Regions from separate parts of the Homo sapiens genome. Here region 1 is linked to region 2. The links are chromatin loops, found by intact Hi-C in ENCODE. Cell type or tissue: B cell. All regions are shown on one strand. Each heading gives the region's core, and the rest is flanking DNA. Links, peaks and the distances in the headings are about the cores only. Region 1 overlaps HLA-DMA (major histocompatibility complex, class II, DM alpha). Region 2 holds the start of HLA-DOB (major histocompatibility complex, class II, DO beta).

Region 1 (9,867 bases), core at 1-8,000, 130 kb before region 2:
TCACCTCAGCCCACGCTCCTTAAGCAGGCCTTGCTTGTTTTTGTTGTTTTGTTTTGAGACAGAGTCTCACTCTGTCACCCAGGCTGGAGTGCAGTGGCTTAATCTTAGCTCCCGGCAACCTCTGCCTCCCTGGTTCAAGCAATTCTCCTCCCTCAGCCTCCCGAGTAGCTACAGGCGCATGCCAACATGCCCAGCTACTTTTTTGTATTTTTAGTAGAGACGGAGTTTCACCATGCTGGCCAGGCTGGTCTCAAACTCCTGACCTCATGATCCACCCACCTTGGCCTCCCAAAGTGCTGGGATTACAGGCATGAGCCACTGCGCCTAGCCCCACCTTGCTGTTTTTTAAGTTGGAGGAGAAGGCTCCCACCTCCCTGAACCTCACCCTGTGTCCTTTGCAGCTCCTACTCCAATGTGGCCAGATGACCTGCAAAACCACACATTCCTGCACACAGTGTACTGCCAGGATGGGAGTCCCAGTGTGGGACTCTCTGAGGCCTACGACGAGGACCAGCTTTTCTTCTTCGACTTTTCCCAGAACACTCGGGTGCCTCGCCTGCCCGAATTTGCTGACTGGGCTCAGGAACAGGGAGATGCTCCTGCCATTTTATTTGACAAAGAGTTCTGCGAGTGGATGATCCAGCAAATAGGGCCAAAACTTGATGGGAAAATCCCGGTGTCCAGAGGTCAGGAGTTTTCTGGGGAGTGAAGGGAGGAGGGCTGCATTAACCTCATTGATCTGTACACTGAATAATTCCCCTTGATACCAGCTCCCCATCTCAAATACTTTCTGGTTCTCTTCATCACCTTAATTTTTCCACCAGCCTTGGTCTGCACCCTGTGTTCTTTTGGTGGGCCGAAGTACCTAGCATGTAGTAGGCATTCAGAACTATGTATTGAATGTGATGAATTCAACAGGTACCAACTGATACCTACTGAATATTAACACTTGTGCTACTATGCCCAGCAAGATGGATGGGAAGAGTGGAAATATCTGATGACGTGACTATGTCTTAGTGAGAAGACAGTGCATGGTTAGACATCAATGTGAGCTCTAGACAGGAAGTGCTGAAGGAAGTCATGGTGGAGGGGTCCAGAGTAGCCTGGATCTGGCTCTGCTTCTATGTCTAGCTGCAGTCCTTGCCTGGAAGAAGACCTCCCTTCAGAGCCCAGCTCCTCGCTCATCTCTGTCTCCCAAAGCCTGACCCACTGTGTTCTTCTCTGCCCTCCCCTCCATATGCCATGGCCCCTCCAAACACAGAGATACCATCTAAACTAGTCTCTTTTTCCCCCTACACTTCAATCCCCCCACCAGGGTTTCCTATCGCTGAAGTGTTCACGCTGAAGCCCCTGGAGTTTGGCAAGCCCAACACTTTGGTCTGTTTTGTCAGTAATCTCTTCCCACCCATGCTGACAGTGAACTGGCAGCATCATTCCGTCCCTGTGGAAGGATTTGGGCCTACTTTTGTCTCAGCTGTCGATGGACTCAGCTTCCAGGCCTTTTCTTACTTAAACTTCACACCAGAACCTTCTGACATTTTCTCCTGCATTGTGACTCACGAAATTGACCGCTACACAGCAATTGCCTATTGGGGTGAGGCTTTCTCCCTGGAATTCTGGTCCTTTTGGGGGCAAAAAGGGATAGATCCATGGGAGGAGGCTTCTTTCTCCACTGGTACCTTGTTTAGTCCATTCCTACCCTAAGCCCATCCCAGTCTCCCATGTCATCCCAGACACCCACGTCATTTCCCTGGGTGGGAGGCTCCCTAACTAGGTCCCCAGGCTGAGCCACTCATTTCCTCCAGTACCCCGGAACGCACTGCCCTCAGATCTGCTGGAGAATGTGCTGTGTGGCGTGGCCTTTGGCCTGGGTGTGCTGGGCATCATCGTGGGCATTGTTCTCATCATCTACTTCCGGAAGCCTTGCTCAGGTGGTATGTCATCTGGAGGGGGCGGGTGAGCCTGTGGGAGCCAGATACAGTGGTGCATGCGTGCATGTGTCAGGATTATTTTGTGGCATGGGGGGACATATAGCGATCCTCAGGCCCTTGGGTGTGGGGGCCTGTATCCAGCACCATGGGGGCACATCTTCCCAGTTGGGGACCCAGTTACACACACACAGTTATGGGTCACAAGAATTGCTTTGAGTGAAAAAAGGAATCATGGGGTGCTGTAGGAAGGGTGCTTGGAGATGATTTGGGAACAAGGAGAGATCAACTTCTGCAGGGTGTGGTGCAGGCAGGGCGAGCAAGGCCTTTGTGGGGGAGGAGGAGGAGGAGAAGGAGGAGGAGGATGGATCCCCTGATGCCTTTCCTCCATCCCTGTCTCTCCCCCAGACTGATTCTTCCAGACCAGAGTTTGATGCCAGCAGCTTCGGCCATCCAAACAGAGGATGCTCAGATTTCTCACATCCTGCCCAGGATCTCCTCTTAGGGTAGAAGTCTCTGGGACATCCCTGGGGTGTGTGTGTAGATTTCCCACCTGGGGACTCTGCTGTCCCTGGGCTTGCATCCCAGGGATCCCAGAGTGGCCTGCCTATCACAACCACATCCCTTCCCCCCACAAGGCAATAAATCTCATTTCTTTATATCAGTGTGGCTTCTTTCTTAACTCATGGTATTTGTTTCTGGATATCTCAACTTGAGTGGGTTGTCGTTTCAAATTCAGCATGCCTTAACCTGAACACAGCTTGACCTCGTTAGGGAGGGAAATAGGGAAAACCCCTAATTTGCCAGCTGAGCTCTTATTCCCTGGTCTTGGCGGTACATGATGTTTTTCCATCTATCGGTTTGTGCAAAATATGTGAGAAACGAAGGCAGAGTTATTTTCTAATAATCTGCTTACAAAATGGTTAAGGAAGCTGCTTGTGTGTTTTGTGCGTGTGTGTGTGTGTTGTGTATTTTACTGTTTGTGAAAATGTTTATGTCTCGTATAGGCTGCCCTGAGGAACATATAACTCCCTTCAACCCTCACCGTAACTGAGAAACAGAAGCTCAGGGATGGGAAGAATAAGCTCCCAAGTGCTATACCAATCAGTTATGTCAGTTCTGGGAAAACAGTATCATGAAGCCCCTAACATGAAGTGAAAACAGCCTGGAAGGGCAAAGAATTCACATGTCTTTCCTGACAATCTGTTCCTTGGCCTGAGTGAACTGTCCAAGGAGAACTGCACAGGTGCTGTCCTGGGAAGATAACGAAAGGTGGCAGCACATGACCACTGGTGGTAAATTGCTTTGCATATGCTTTCTTTCTTGCATTCCTTAGGGTCTGGGAGTTGCTTTGGATGACAGGGTGGCAATAAAGTTGAGAGGGCAATTATTTGGTGAGGGAGTTTCTGTTCTTGGCATTGTACTAGAGTCTAATCTAAAAGAAAATATTAAATTCTCCCTAAGAGAAGTTGCACTGTCTCTGAACCATCTCATTTCTAACAGCATCATGTGTACCGGTTAAGAAGCATGGGCTCTGGAACCTGACTGCTGGGGATTCAATCGTAACTGTCAGCGTTTAGCTGTGAGCCCTTGGGCAAGTTACTTAACTTGTGCTTTGGTGTCATTTTCTGTAAAAGGATGATGATAACAATGGTGTCCCCCTTACCACTCTACACCCACCATGTTGCCAACATTTGAAAGTCAAATAAGTATTAGCGAGGATAAAGGAAAATGTGAACTGTAATATCTTGGTCTGTTGGTGGGAATGTAAACTGTTTATGATGCCCGAATTACAGAAATTATGAACTAGTTGAGTGAAAAAGTTAATATAGGAAATAAGGCAGCATATCCTCATGCTGTGAAGCTTAAATAAGTTAATACCTACAGAATGCTTAAAATAGTGTTTGGCACATAGAAAATGTGCTGAATAACCTAACCTTATCATTATTGGTCTTGATCTTCAGAGGAGAACTTAGTTGCCTCGTAGACTTCTTTCTCTTTTCTGAAATATACCTCAATACTAGCTTCAAGTATTGTATTTTCTCCATTTTAGATGTTTTTCTTTTTATTCTCATGTTAGTAATTCTAGATGTGGTGCTTTCTAGTTCTTCCTAATTTCTCTGTCTCTCTGTTTTCCAACTTATCTAGATATTTCCTGTCAGGCAAGACTTAAAAGTGCTTTATTATGCTGTGTGACTTTAGACAAGTCACTTCCCCTCTCTGGGCCTCAAAGTCTTCATCTGTAAAATGATGGGCTTAGATTAGATGCTCTCTGATGAAACCTTCTATGATACTGTTACTTAAGTACTCTAGAAGCACTCAGTATCCTCTCTAGTCTGGTGCCCCTTTTCTAATAAAAAATATTACTCACTATTCCCAGCAGGAATGCTATTCTTGAATAAATCTTTTTTCCTCACTCTTCCTTGAGGTATTATATCTGGTTTTGGTTTAGGGCATTTGCCCAGGCTCTTTCCTCTCACAAGAATGCTTTCTTTATTCTGCTCATCTTGTTCCTGTCTTAACCCACTCCATAGGTCCAACTCCAGTTCAACTTATTCCATGAACCTGCCCCTAATTTCTCTTTATTGAAATCTTCCAAGACTTAAAGCACTCAACCTAAGGATTGGGATATGCCGCTTTATTTCCTATGTTAATTTTTTCGCCCAACTAGTTTATAATTTCTATAATTCAGGGATCATAAACAGTTTACACTCCCATCAACAGAGCAAGATAGTTCACATTTCCCTTTATGCTCACTAATGCTTGTAATTATTTGACTTTCAAATGTTGGCAACATGGTGGGTGTAGAGTGGTATTTTGTTGTTTTAATTTGCTTTTCTCTCATTACTAATCAGTATCATATTGTTTGATTATTTTGGCTTTTTAATATGTGTTACTATTTAGTAGAACTAGTCTCCATTCCTTCACCACCTTCCCAAAAAATTTATTTTCCTTTTCTTTATCAAAATATTCTAAGATACTCTTGGACTTTATTTCCATGTACATTCTATAATCAGTTTGTTAAATTCTCCTGAAATCCTACTGTTACTTTAATTGGGGTAGCATTTAGGTTAGAGATGTGGGGAGAGGTTGTCATTATGTTAGCATGGCCTATCCATGAATATGGTATATCTCTACACCTCTCAGGTCTTTGTGCACTTCAATAAAGTTTTCTTTTTTCTTAAAATTCTTATATTTGATATGTTAATTCATAAATATGCTATGGTTTTTATTGTTATTATAAATAGTAGGCAATTTTCAGTTATTTTCCAATTGATTATTGGCAATACAGGATTTAAAGTAATAAATCCTGAGTTCAAGTAATGGTTTTATTACTTAGTATCTGGGTAAATCTGGGCAACCACTTAACCTCCCTCTGCCTCCATTTTCTCGTGGGTAAGATGAAGATAGCATTCTTCAATAGTTGTGGTGGCAAAAAATAAAATTAAAAAAGGAAAAATAGTTGTGGCAAATCAGATAGACTATCCCTAGTAGTTCAAATAATTTGACTGTAGGTTGGAAGGATGGTGAACTGACTACAGAAACTATAATCCAAAGGTCAGGGTCTAGAGCAGTGAATCCTGACAGGGTAGGAGGGTGTGTGTGTGGGCGGAGGTGAGGTAAGGGGTAGATGGCAGGGGTGGGGTGGGGATTGGACAGATTGGGCAAGTAATATAATCTTGGCAGGATGTAGGTGTGTGTAGTTTTGAAAAGACACTGAAGTCACGAATGTGGTCTTATGCTATGAGGCGTGATTAACTGGTTGAGCAATTTTGTGTTTATAAAATGGAGACTTCAGTTAAAACCGTCTGCCCCAAGAACCTGCGAACTGACATGGAGCAACTTTAGGAAGTGCCTAGAAGAGATTTATTATTATGGCCATACTCTCAGAAAAAAACAAGAAATCACATTTGTGACTTCCTCCAACGTGCAGTGCCAGTGACGTTATTGTAGCTTGTCTTTGTTTTAGCTAACCCAGGCTCTCGTAGGACACCTCCTCCCTGATGGCACCTCACAGCATTGTCAAGCTTGTGGAGCTATACACCAGACCTACAATGCCAACTGCCTTCCTCCTCTCCAACACAAATCCAGCCCAGTATTCAAGGCTCATTCCAGGCCCTCTCGACTGAGAGTACTCCCTGTCTACCATGTCCATGGTGATTTCTCTCTTCTCTTTTAAGACCACTGGCCTTATTGCTTACTTACTTTAATATAAACTATTTAAAGTGTTTGTTCTCACTCCCCAATTGACGTACAAGCAAAGCGATATGGGGGCAGAATCCATATCTTCTCACTCTGTATTTTCCCAGTAATGCTTTGCACACAAACCCTGGGACTAGTTTACTGCAGGCATGTGGTGGTCAGGCTAAGGGCAGAGGCAATGGGAAAGGAGAGGACTCACTCTTTGGGTGGTTGTGTAGAGGCAATAAAAGAAAGGCAACATGTGGGAACCTGGTTGGGGCTCCATACCTCTTCGGTCCCGGTGCTATATCAATAATTAACAAATAAGTAACAATGGACAGAGCAACTGAAATGTTATTTTGAATTGGCTAGAGGTGGAAAGACAGAGCTATATCTGTAAAAATGGAAGGGTTGGGAGGAGGAGAGGAAGGAAAACACTGCTGAGCACAGGTGTCTGGGTTTTCTGTCCTTCTTTATTCTAAAAAGCTCCCTCAGTGTTTGAATTAATAGAGAAGTGAAATCCTCTCCTACCATTTCCTGTTGTGGCCTCACAGAAGGTTTCACATCTCCTTTGACTGCCGGAGCAGAGATCTAGACATAAGAGGGAACTACATTCAGCCCCACTGTTACTGGCTAGGGCCATGTTCAGTGCTGGCACAGGACCACACAGCCAGTGCTCCCTTGCCAGGGCTAGGCTTTGTAGACATTGAAAAGGATCCCAGGACTTGGTTCCTATAAGGTTAGGCTAACAGCTTACCTGGGCAGGATGGGGAGGAATGTGAGGGGGAAATGTATTGGGGGGGTGTGGGGGAAAATTCAGTTTTGAAACTTGTCAAAAGAGAAAGTGGAAGGGACGGTGGTTCTCAGAGCAGAAGGAACTCTGAGGACAGGAAAGATAAGACTTGGGTGAATTGGGTTATGGATTGTGACTCTTCTCTTTCTCTCTTTCTCAGCGGAGGCCTCACTAACTCCCTTTATTTGAGCCATCCCAGTTCCAAGATGTAGTGAGTGTGTGGGCATGCTCAAGAGAGTGTGTATGTGTGTGTGTGTGTACACATGTGCATGTGTAACAGCTGTATAAGAAGAGGAGTTACAGCCTTTAGACCTTGGGTGTGAATCTTTGGACCTGTTTTCCAACCTGGGAAATGAGGACAATTAACAAGTTTTTTTTTTTTTTTTTTTTTTTTGAGACAGTCTCATTCTGTCACCCAGGCTGGAGTGCAGTGGCACGATCTCGGCTCACTGCAACCTCCACCTCCCAGGTTCAATCGATTCTCCTGCCTCAGCCTCCAGAGTAGCTGGGATTACAGGCACGCGCCACCACACCCAGCTAATTTTTGTATTTTTTGTAGAGACGGGGTTTCACCATGTTTGCCAGGCTGGTCTCAAACTCCTGACCTCAGGTGATATGCCTTCCTCAGCCTCCCAAAGTGCTGGGATTACAAGCGTGAGCCACCATGCCCGGCCAACAAGTCTTTTAAGATGAGATGAGATATTATAGAAAGGACCTACCTAGCACTGTATCTGTAGAAGCTCTACAGATTATGCACTCCCCACCCCATATTCTGCCCATTCCAACACACTTGACAGTTCGTTAGCAGAGTTAGAGTATATAAGCAAGGTGAGTGGGGGCAGTGGCTGGGAGCTATGGCAGAGCTTCAGTTAATCTCAATTAGTTACACAACGAATCTTTCGTTTTTGGTAATAATCTTTGTATGCATTTTTTATCCCCATTTTCTTCATAGGTGTTAGATTTTCCTGAGATCAGGGACTTTGAGGGAGGGCAGGTAAGTGTGGTGTCAAGGGGCCCCTTCCACAATCCTCTTTTGTTTAGCTCACTATTTAATAAAATCCAAGAGTTCTCAGAAACTAAGATGTGAAGAGGCAGCCCTGAAACCTACTGGGGAGCAGAAGGAAGCCAATTTAGAGTTTCAAGTTAGTGATGGAAAATCCATCAACTGTATAGTTCACAATGGGATAGAAGAATGAATTGCCGTTTAAAATCTGCTTTTTCAGGCCAGGCACGATGGCTCATGCCTGTAATCCTAGCACTTTAGGAGGCTGAGGTGGGTGGATCACTTGAGGTCAGGAGTTCAAGAACAGCCTGGCCAACATGATGAAACCCTGTCTCTACCAAAAAAAAAAAAAAGACAAAAACTAACCAGGAGTGGTGGCACATGACTGTAACCCCAGCTACTCAAGTGGCTGAGGCATGAGAGTCATTTGAACCCAGGAGGCGAAGATTGCAGTGAGCCGAGATTATCCCACTGTACTCCAGCCTAGGCGACAGAGTGAGACTTTCAAAAAAAAAACCTGTGAAAAAAATAAATACGCAAATACATAAAATCTGCCTTTTCAAGACACACACGTGACCAAGAAGCATATGAAAAAATGTTCAACATTACTAATGATTAGAAAAATGCAAATCAAAATCATAATGAGATACCGTCTCACACCAGTCAGAATGGCTATTATTAAAAAGTCAAAAAATAACAAATGTTGGAGAGGTTGCAGAGAAAACGGAAGGCTTATACACTGCTGGTGGGAACATAAATTAGTTCAGCCATTGAGGAAAGCAGTTTGGCAATTTCTCAAGAACCTTAAAACAGAGCTACCATTCGTCCCAGGAATCCCATTATTAGGCATATACCCAAAGGAGTATACATTGTTCTACCATAAGGACACATGCACATGAATGCTCACTGCAGCAGTATTCATAATAGCAAAGACATGGAATCAGCCTAAATGCCCACCAACAGTAGACTGTATAAAGAAAATGTGGTACATATACACCATGGAATACTCCACAGACAAAAAAGGACGAGATCACGTCTTTTGCAGCATCATGGATGGAGCTGGGGGCTGTTATCCTAGGCAAACTAACACAGGAGCAGAAAATGAAATACTGCATGTTCTCACTTTTATAAGTGGGAGCTAAACATTGAGTACACATGGACACAAAAAAGGGAATAATAGACACTGGGCCCTACTTGAGGGTGGAGGATGGGAGGAGGGAGAGGATCAAAACACTACCTATCAGATACTATACTTATTACCTGGGTGATGAAATAAATTTTTACGCCAAATCCCGATGACACACAATTTACCTATATAACAAACCTGCATGTGTACCCTTGAACCTAAAACAAAGGTTAAAATAATTTAAAATAAATAAAAAATAAAATCTTACTTGGTATTCTCAAAAAATAAAAAACAAAATCTGTCTTTTCAGGGGAAGAAAAGTAGGAAAGCTTTATCTCATTTTCCTAGTGGCTTCATAATGCAGGGACCTGCCCCCAGGGAACAGGGTATAGTAGGGGAAACACACAGGGGTGTTTAGAGTTTGGCGAAAGGCAGGTGAGCTCTGGGCACTGACCCGTCACCAGCTATTTTTCAAGGAGTCTGAGAGGTGTTAACCTGCGGTCTACCCCGTGAGATTGCTCAGAGTGTAGGAGGATATGGTTTACTAGCTCCGGAAAGCAGCTATTATAACTGAGGAGGAAATGAAGCTTGACTGGCTAGAACAGAAGCAACAATGGAGGCCCATGGAGGGATTTTCCAGGCCCCTATTCCTGATCTCCATGGTGGCGCTGCTTCCCTTATTCTGCAGTCTTGCTTTGAGACCAGACAATTCTGTACTCTGTCTGTGCCTTCTTCCTTCTCAGCAGCCCTGCCTCTGCCACCTGCCCCAGAAGGGCTCTGGGTCCTCTCATCTCAGGACAGACAAGGGTTTTTGTAATTATCTTCTTGGGTAACC
Region 2 (8,823 bases), core at 824-8,823:
TTTAAAATTGAAAATAGAGGCCGGGTGCAGTGGCTCACACCTATAATCCCAGCACTTTGGGAGGCCTAAGCAGTCGGATTGCTTGAACTCAGGAGCTCAAGACCAGTGTGGGCAACAGCGAAAACCCGTCTCTACAAAAAATACAAAAATTAGCCAGATGTGGTGGCTCGTGCCTGTGGTTTCAACTACTTGGCTGAGGTGGGAGGATCGCTTGGGCCCAGTTCAAGGCTGCAGTGAGCTATGATTGTGCCACTGCACTCCAGCCTGGGCAACAGAGTGAGGCCTTGTCTCTAAAACAAACAAACAAACAAACAAAAATTAAATGGCTCAATGGCATAGAAGAAAATTTTTTTATGAAGCAAGTATAATATTGATGTTAAACTATGACAATGCACAAATATAAAAATTGTAGATGAATTTACTTATTATACTGACACAAAAATCCTAAATAAAACATTGCAAACAGATTCTAGCACAGATTAAAAAACACCCATTAAGATCAAGGGGTTTTTTTTGTTTTTTTTTTCTAGAAAACCCTTTGGAAGTTCATGATATTTTGAATTTCAATGGATATTTCCTGGGAATAATGAGTTCAAATGAACGAATATGTGGAACAAAGCATCACCAACATTTATTTTTTCAGGATGAGGTGATGGACAAAACCATCACAGGGAAATTGAGGCAAATAGTACATGTAAAACAATACTTCGGGTGAGTCCACCTATCCCAAAGTCGTATCAAAGAAGTGGCTGCAGATTGGAGCCCAAAGCCTTTGGTTCCTCAGTTTCCAAATGGATTCTCACTAGGTGGGATCATGAGTTTGCTTTGGACACCCCAAATTCTAACTATTTCTTTTGTTTCTTACATCCTTTCCCTCTTCCCCAGCCCCTTCCCCTCATGTTACACCTCTTGCTGGTTTGAGACGTCAATCACCACTGAGAAAGAATTAAACCAGTATTTTGAGCTGGCAAAATTCTTAGCCTAGTACAATTCCTTCAATTAAACTGTAGCTCAACAATGTGTTCTCTAAAAGTATGATTTAATATTCTACCTAGAAACTCAGAATATTTTTCATAACTCCTCCAGGGCAGTGTGGATTATGTTGATGTGTTAGGAGGAAGTAGAAGGAAGAAAATGAATTGAGATGTACGTTTTACTTCCATGTCAAAGTCACCAAAATAGCAGTTGAAGGGATATTTGTGTCAGGCAATAGGGAGAATAATAATTTTATGCCACCCTCAAAAAACAACCACACATACACCCAAATTCTCTCACTCCTCAGAGAAAGGGGAAGGAAAGAAAAGAGAGAAGCAAAATATGAGCTTGAGTGAAAAATCACAGAGGAGCCTGTAGCTATTTAGGGAGGGCTGCTGGCTGAAGTCAGGCAGGAAAAAAAGATCAAAACACCCTGCCCTATTTTTCAGGCTCGTTCAAGTAGAAGACAAAAACATAAATACAGGAGAAAGGAAGAAAACCACATCTTTTTCCTCTTGTCTCCCCAGAACTGAACAGTGTCTCTGATAAGCCCAGGCCCTTCTATCGTAGACACTGACACTATGCACAGAAAATGACTCAAAAACGCTTCTAATGGGGGTGAATCTGATGCTTCAGTTTATTTAAGATGTACCAGAGGCCATCTAAGGAGATCCATAGCTTGCTAACTGAAGCTTATTGCTTTCTCTTCTTAGTTCCCATGCCAGGCTCTATGCCATTCCTTGCTTGTCATGTGAGATCACTGATTTCCTTTGGTTAGGTAGGATATGATTTCCTTACAGAGATCTGTCCTGACACCAAACAGCTATGATGAAATTCCTTGGTTATTTTCCCTTTTTGTGTACCTTATCATTACCGGAATGCTAAAGCTGTAGGAATAAAGTTTCCCTGGCTTCCCAAGAAATACAGTGTGACAGAAAAAGTATAGCCTAGGGACTTACTAGTTATGTGAACTTTGGTTCATTCCATCCTTACCTCATCTGTAAAAGGGAGATCATGATAGTATCTACTGCAAAGGGTTTTGTGTGATGATTCTCTCTCTTTCTCTCTCTCTCATACACACACACGCACACATTTATATAATGCTTAGAAAATGAACTCATAATAAGCAATTGACAAACATTAGCTATTATTATGTAGGCAAGTCAGATTTTAGAGTTTGTGAGCCTTAGACACATTTACAGAGAAGAAAGAGCAGCCCTCCTAACTTTCTGGTCCAGCGCCATATCCTCCACTTCCTCCCCATCCCCACATCCCTTGCCATTTATCAACCCCCTCTCTCCTCTAAATCTAAATACAGGCCCCCGTTTGATCCATATTGTCTAGGCCCTTCCTCTCCTCTCCACATGGCCCTTCCTTCAGCTCTGAGGGAAGCTGCAGAAGCCAGCCATGGTGCTGTCTACAAAGAAGGGGACACACGCCTCTTCCACCCGCTCATGCTGTTACTGCATCTGATCATCTCCGTGCCGTGTCCTTGTTCACTTAGCCTGTGTTGAGTGTTTGTCTCCATTTCCAAATGCAATAAAACATCTGGGAAAGACTAAGGTAGGTGTGGGCAGGAAGAAGGGAGGAAGTTAGACCCAGTGGCTTGAGTGCCCTCTGATGCCTCCTTATCCTCGGCTCCACACAAGCCCTCGCCAGTGTGAGCTCCACAGCCATCCACCTGGAGGAGGAGTACTCAAAACCAGGGTCAAATGCCTTGTACTCGGGGGTCTACCAGTAAGCCTGTGGCCAGCCTTCCACTTCATGAATCGTCACATTTACATGAGAGATGTGGAGGGAGAGGGGTCAGCCTCCTAGCTCCTGTCCTGTAGCAGTTAAGTCAAGTCAGGCCAGGCTGTGGTAACCAAGCCAGTACCTTCTTTAAAGAACAGTTGTTTCTCATTCATACAGAGTGTGTTGTAGGTGTGAGTGATTCCCTGGGGCAGCTGCTCTTCATGGTGACTCAGCTAATTAGACTGCTTTTCTACTGGGATTGTGCCATCTCAACACAAGGCTGTCTTGGTTGACTTGGTAGGGGAGGAGGAGAAGAGTCATGCACGAGGAGTTAAATTCTTTGACCAGGAACCTTTTGTTCACTTTCCATTGGTGAGAACGAGTCACACAGCTCCAGGAGAGTAGGAAGTCTAGTTTCTCGTTTTCCATGGGCCTAGGAATTAGAGGATGAACACTAGCGATGTCTTCCACGTCTTGCTCTCTTTTTCTTTACCTGTTATAATCTCCCATGGAGAAGAAATTATTTTTCTGATTGGTCTGATCCAGGCCTCTAACCAAGGGCATTTACTAAGGGTCATAGAACAGTAAAAGGTTGCACAATTGCATCTCACCTCTCTTTTCTGAATCCTGCTTAATTAAAACTTTAAAAACTCACTTACAGACCACTTCTTGCTCTTCTTAGTTATCAAATATATTTTCTTCCAACTCCTTTTTGACAGATCTTGCCTTGTTCTCAGCTGACTCCCTTGCAACCATCTAAATGGAACTTCCTCATTCCCCTTTATCCCCTGCTAATCGTCCTGTCTTTATTCTTTTATCTGAAGAAGTGTACCCTTCTTCCCCCAAGCCTTATGCTCTCTGTCTTAGTCCATTTGTGTTAGTGTAACAAGATACACGAGATAGGGTAATTTATGAAGAACAGAAATTTATTTCTCACAGTTCTGGAAGCTAGAAGTTCAAGGTCATGGCCCTGGAAGATTTGATGCCTTGGCCATCGACCTGAAAAAAGTCACTGAAGTGAACTTGTGGTTACCATGATACCCTGGGTTCATTCTTAACATGCACAGTATAGGCAAATCAGGGGCACATTTCATGCTGAAAGATGATGTGAAATGATGAGTAAACATTGCCCTTTAAATAATAATAACATAGATGGTGAATTACAATTTGCACTTTTGGTTTTATTTGCTTAAAGATAGTGTTTTACTGTCTAGGTTTTACTGAAAGAATACTTAACTAAACACTTGAGTCAAATCATTCCAGTGTAACAGTCCTCACAAGGAGGAAGGCAGAAGGGCAAAAGTGCCAAGCTATTGCCTCCAGCCCTTCTATTTTTATTGATTGACTGATTGATTGATTGAGACAGGGCCTCGTTCTGTTACCCATGCTGGAGTACAGTGGTGCATTCATGGTTCACTGCAACTTTGAACTTCTGGGCTCAAGTAGTCTTCCCACCTCAGCCTCCAAAGTAACTAAGACCACAGGTGCATGCCACCATGTTTATTTCTTTAATTTTTTAAATTTTATTTGGACATGGGGGTCTCACTATGTTTTCCAGGCAGGTCTCTAACTCCTAGCCTCAAGCAATCTTCCTCCTCAGCCTCCCAAAGTGCTGGGATTACAGGCATGAGCCATCATCCCTGCTCTCTCTAGCCCTTTTTAAAGTCTCTAATCCCATTCAGGAGGCCTCTGCATTCATGACTTAATCACCTCCTAAAGGGCCCACCTTTTGATACTATCACATTGGTGATTAAATTGCAACACTTGAATTTTGAGTGACATTCAGACCACAGCATTTTGGAGAAAATGTCCCCTTTCTTCTCTTTTTTCTCTTCAGTTTCTCCTTTCTACAGATACCTTGCACTTCACTTGCAACCTTGTTGAAGTCTCTCCTGTCTTAAAAGTTTCTTTTCCCAAAACACCAGAACTCATTCCTTCTGTCTAACTGTAACTTTGTACTTGTTACCAACCTCTACCCATTTCTACCCCTGACTCCCCAGCCTCTGGTAACTCCTAACGTACTCTTTACTTCGATGAGGTCAACTTTTTTAGATTCCACATATGAGTGAAATCACGTAATATAGTCCTTCTGTTCTTGGCTTATTTCACTTAACATAGAGCCCTCCAGGTTCACCCATGTTGTTGAAAATGACAGGATTTCATGCTTTTTTATGGCGGAATAGTATTCCATCATGTATATATATCACATACTAATTACCCTGATTTGATCAATACACAATGTATAGGTGTGTTGGAACATCATGCTGTACCCCATAAATATGTACAATTATTACGTGTCAATTTAAAAAACCCAAGAAAAGTATTTTTTCTTAGTGTTGTTTTTTTCTAAAGTGTATCCCATTTTTTCCTTTGTTTTCACTTTCAAAATTCTTGAAAGACTGTTTTAATCTGCGGCCTTTGTTTTCTTGTTTCCAATTCATTCTTTTGAAATATGGCTTCTACCTTTAACACTCTGCTGTCCTCTTGAAGGTTATTGGTGCCCTACTAACCATAAAACACAATAATGCTCTCTTAGATTGTATCCTGGTGAGCCTTTTTGCAAAATTTTATTCTTTGAGAATTCTCTTTCCATGTTTTCTTTTCTTTTCTTTTTTTGTGGTCATTTTGGCTTATAGGAAATCGTACTCTCCAAATGTTCTCTATGTCTTCTATTTCTTCTCTGATAATCCCTTTACTAAATCTTCTTGAGGCATATGCTTCAGAATGCTTAATTTACATACTCTTAATTCCTTCTTAATTTACACACTGCCTGTCGGCAATGTCAACACCCAATAAGAAGGGAGACCTATTGGTCAGAACAGGCCAGGGAATAGAAGAATACATAATAAACAGTCTGCCTAGTTCTTCTAGGGCCCCATAATATGTCAAACATATATTTTTACTTCTTCTCCCAGCCCATTTTTAGTATACCTAAATTACTGTCAGTGATTCTGCAGGCAAACAATGGTTGAGTTGTATGACACAACTTTGTGAAAGTATCCTACCCAGTACCTGATGATGCAAAACTCTTCTATCTTGATTGGTTGTCAATCTGAGGAGTTTCCAATCCTGGGGAAGCCAGAAAAACAGCGATTTATACTCTTAATGGGTACTTTCTGACTGAATTTTATGAGCTCATTCTGAAGAGGCTGACGATTTTACTATCTCATTTTTTTCCTTTCTCCAGAATGGGTTCTGGGTGGGTCCCCTGGGTGGTGGCTCTGCTAGTGAATCTGACCCGACTGGATTCCTCCATGACTCAAGGCACAGACTCTCCAGGTAAGAACAGAGCAATTGTTTTTTTCCAGTGTGTATGCAAGAATTGGCATGGGGGAGTGATGCCTTTCTTTGTAAGTCCAGGCCACAGACCAGACTGGAAGTGGCTTTTGGTTTCAAAGAACAGTGTTCTTCCCTTTGGCAGAAAGGTACGCCTTGCCTCTTTACATGGGATGGACTTCATATACCAGAGCCACCTATTCAAGGGGTAGGGAGGCAGGAAGAGGGAAACATTGTGTCTTGTTTAGGATCCTTATTGTGTGTATCAACCTCAGTCAGTGCCTGGGCGTGTTGAAGGCCTTGGCTTGGGTTCGAGCCTGCTGGGAGAAACAACCTGCAGTAGGCTGGGTCACAGAGGCAATCTGTGATTTTTTGGTCAGGACACGGAAACAAATCTCAGTTGGGGTATATGTGGACAAATGAAACTGGAAACAAAGGTTGCTCCTTCTGTCATTTATTAAGCCACTATTATATTGTCAGAATTGTACTAAACAGTTTTGAGAAGTAAGAGAAGTTGAATAGAATACATTGTCCTTGTCCTCCGGCTACCAGGTACAAGTTACTTGTCACTGTTATTTTTCTAGCACAGGTGACAGAATATGCAGCCATGAAGCAATGTGAGATGAAAGCACATATTAATGAGCAGAAACAGGATGTAATGTGCTAAGAACAGAATCCCCTTTGCATGTTAGTTTCATTAAATACAAAAGAGGAACAAACCTGGCCAGGAGAGATCATTATTCTCAGAGAATAGAAACCGCCCTGAGTTTATAATGTCCATTAAACAATACAACTGAAAAAAAAATCAGCACAGATGTTAAATGATGATGAAAAATTCAGATTTCCCCCCTGGTTTAGACTACTAGAGGAAATAGAGAAGAGTATACATGCTGAGAAATTACAGGCTGGAACTTCATCTGAAATTAGCTACTGAGTGAGGGATAAGTGGGGTTCACCCAGGAAGGTCATTCTTATGGCTCAGTTCAGAGTTGGAGGAGGCTTCTGAACTTAGAAAGGAAAGTAAATTACAACCCAACATTAATAGCAATTATCTTTCAAGTCTTGACTTAGATGCAATGTCTTCAGGACGTCCTTCCTGACTTACCTACATTATTAACTCCATTTGAATTTCCTTTTTATTGTAGTTGTTGTTCTTAAGTGCATAGGATTGGTTTAATTTTACCCAATGAGTTCACAGCACATTGTAATTATTGGCAGTAGTGCAAGACTCTCTCGTCTCTTCTCTTGCCTCCGTTCTCATTCTCTCCCCTCCCTAGAGAATCCATTCTAAACGTGTCTGGTAAGTCTCTAAGTATGAGAGTGGCTTTTAGAAATATGTAGCATTATTGCTCTTTATGTGTTTTTAAAATTTAATAAATGTCATTCTCTGTTGAATCCCATTCTGTTTCTTTTCTCACTTGACACTGTGCTTTTTGAGCATACTGAGGTCAAAGGCCTCCTCTTAGATCCATGTGGTCTGACGTAATTTACCAGGCATGGGTTTTCCCAGAGGAGGGGGCTGGTTCATGGTTTTGGTTTTGGTTTTCCAGAAGATTTTGTGATTCAGGCAAAGGCTGACTGTTACTTCACCAACGGGACAGAAAAGGTGCAGTTTGTGGTCAGATTCATCTTTAACTTGGAGGAGTATGTACGTTTCGACAGTGATGTGGGGATGTTTGTGGCATTGACCAAGCTGGGGCAGCCAGATGCTGAGCAGTGGAACAGCCGGCTGGATCTCTTGGAGAGGAGCAGACAGGCCGTGGATGGGGTCTGTAGACACAACTACAGGCTGGGCGCACCCTTCACTGTGGGGAGAAAAGGTGAGCTGGAAGCTGAGGTCTGGCGGGGCTCAGGAATGTCCCCCATGTGAACCTGGCCATGGCTCTTCTTTCTTACAAGCAATTTTCTGCTTTAGGATAAATGGTTGTCTGTGTAGATGTTCTGGCCCCAGCTGTGATATATTATCCTCACAAGTCAGCCACTGTGATCTTGGTCTCAGACCCCCAAGGTTCTCAGGGACTTCGAGGGCTATTGTGCCCTCAAAGAGAAGCAGTAATTGTGGGAGTACCTCAGAAAGTCTAAATCCTCCTGACAGGCATTGACATACCCTGTTACTGATCTTGGGGGCTGAGACTTGCCTATACTTTGTGTTCACTTGGGTGATCTGGGAAAGAGATTAGACATAGTGATAGTCCCTAAAGAATCTCCTGTCCCAGCTTGGTGGTTTTCTTTCACGGTGTCTCATTTTTCCTCCCTTCCTAGTGCAACCAGAGGTGACAGTGTACCCAGAGAGGACCCCACTCCTGCACCAGCATAATCTGCTGCACTGCTCTGTGACAGGCTTCTATCCAGGGGATATCAAGATCAAGTGGTTCCTGAATGGGCAGGAGGAGAGAGCTGGGGTCATGTCCACTGGCCCTATCAGGAATGGAGACTGGACCTTTCAGACTGTGGTGATGCTAGAAATGACTCCTGAACTTGGACATGTCTACACCTGCCTTGTCGATCACTCCAGCCTGCTGAGCCCTGTTTCTGTGGAGTGGAGTGAGAATTAGTTTCTAGTACTCTCTGGGCCTGACTCAGGACTATACTGACTCAATACAGAGCCTGTGTCACTTCTGCGTTTATCTTGGTCACAACATGAATTATTCTTTCCCTTGATCTGGGACAGTCACAGAAACCAGAGTCCTTGGGTTAGGGTGGGAGAAAACATGGCAGATATCTATCCTCATATCTTCCAAGAAATGAGGAGATCTAATCACCTCATTATGTGCTTCCAACCCTATGAACTGGTGTCCTCTAATTCTTTGGTCTTAGTATTTAGGAGGCATTCTTATG

What was found. Peaks named below come from ENCODE experiments on the same cell type or tissue, not always from the same donor. Only the 100,000 strongest peaks of a DNase experiment are listed, where the experiment ranks them.
Region 1: a loop joins it to region 2, with 2.1 times the contacts of the local background. A loop is called at or near these places in 2 of 110 quality-filtered maps.

What each region holds. Positions count from the first base shown.
Region 1 is chr6:32,941,338-32,951,204 of GRCh38, reverse strand. It overlaps HLA-DMA (major histocompatibility complex, class II, DM alpha), which reads left to right. Exons shown (of 5, transcript NM_006120.4): 2 at 402-686; 3 at 1,316-1,594; 4 at 1,806-1,934; 5 at 2,337-2,587. The coding sequence ends at 2,341. Among named protein-coding and RNA genes, the nearest start is that of HLA-DMB, 5.2 kb to the right of the region's middle. In B cell, for the core only: a CTCF peak has its summit at 3,185; DNase peaks (open chromatin) are centred at 1,054, 3,204, 5,744 and 6,694; H3K4me3 peaks cover 6,753 bases; H3K27ac peaks cover 7,908 bases.
Region 2 is chr6:32,814,026-32,822,848 of GRCh38, reverse strand. HLA-DOB (major histocompatibility complex, class II, DO beta) reads left to right here and starts at 5,847. Exons shown (of 6, transcript NM_002120.4): 1 at 5,847-5,988; 2 at 7,536-7,805; 3 at 8,248-8,529. The coding sequence starts at 5,898. It also overlaps a transcript of TAP2 not described here. In B cell, for the core only: no CTCF peak of the experiment used is centred there; DNase peaks (open chromatin) are centred at 5,778, 6,678 and 7,653; H3K4me3 peaks cover 3,554 bases; H3K27ac peaks cover 7,036 bases.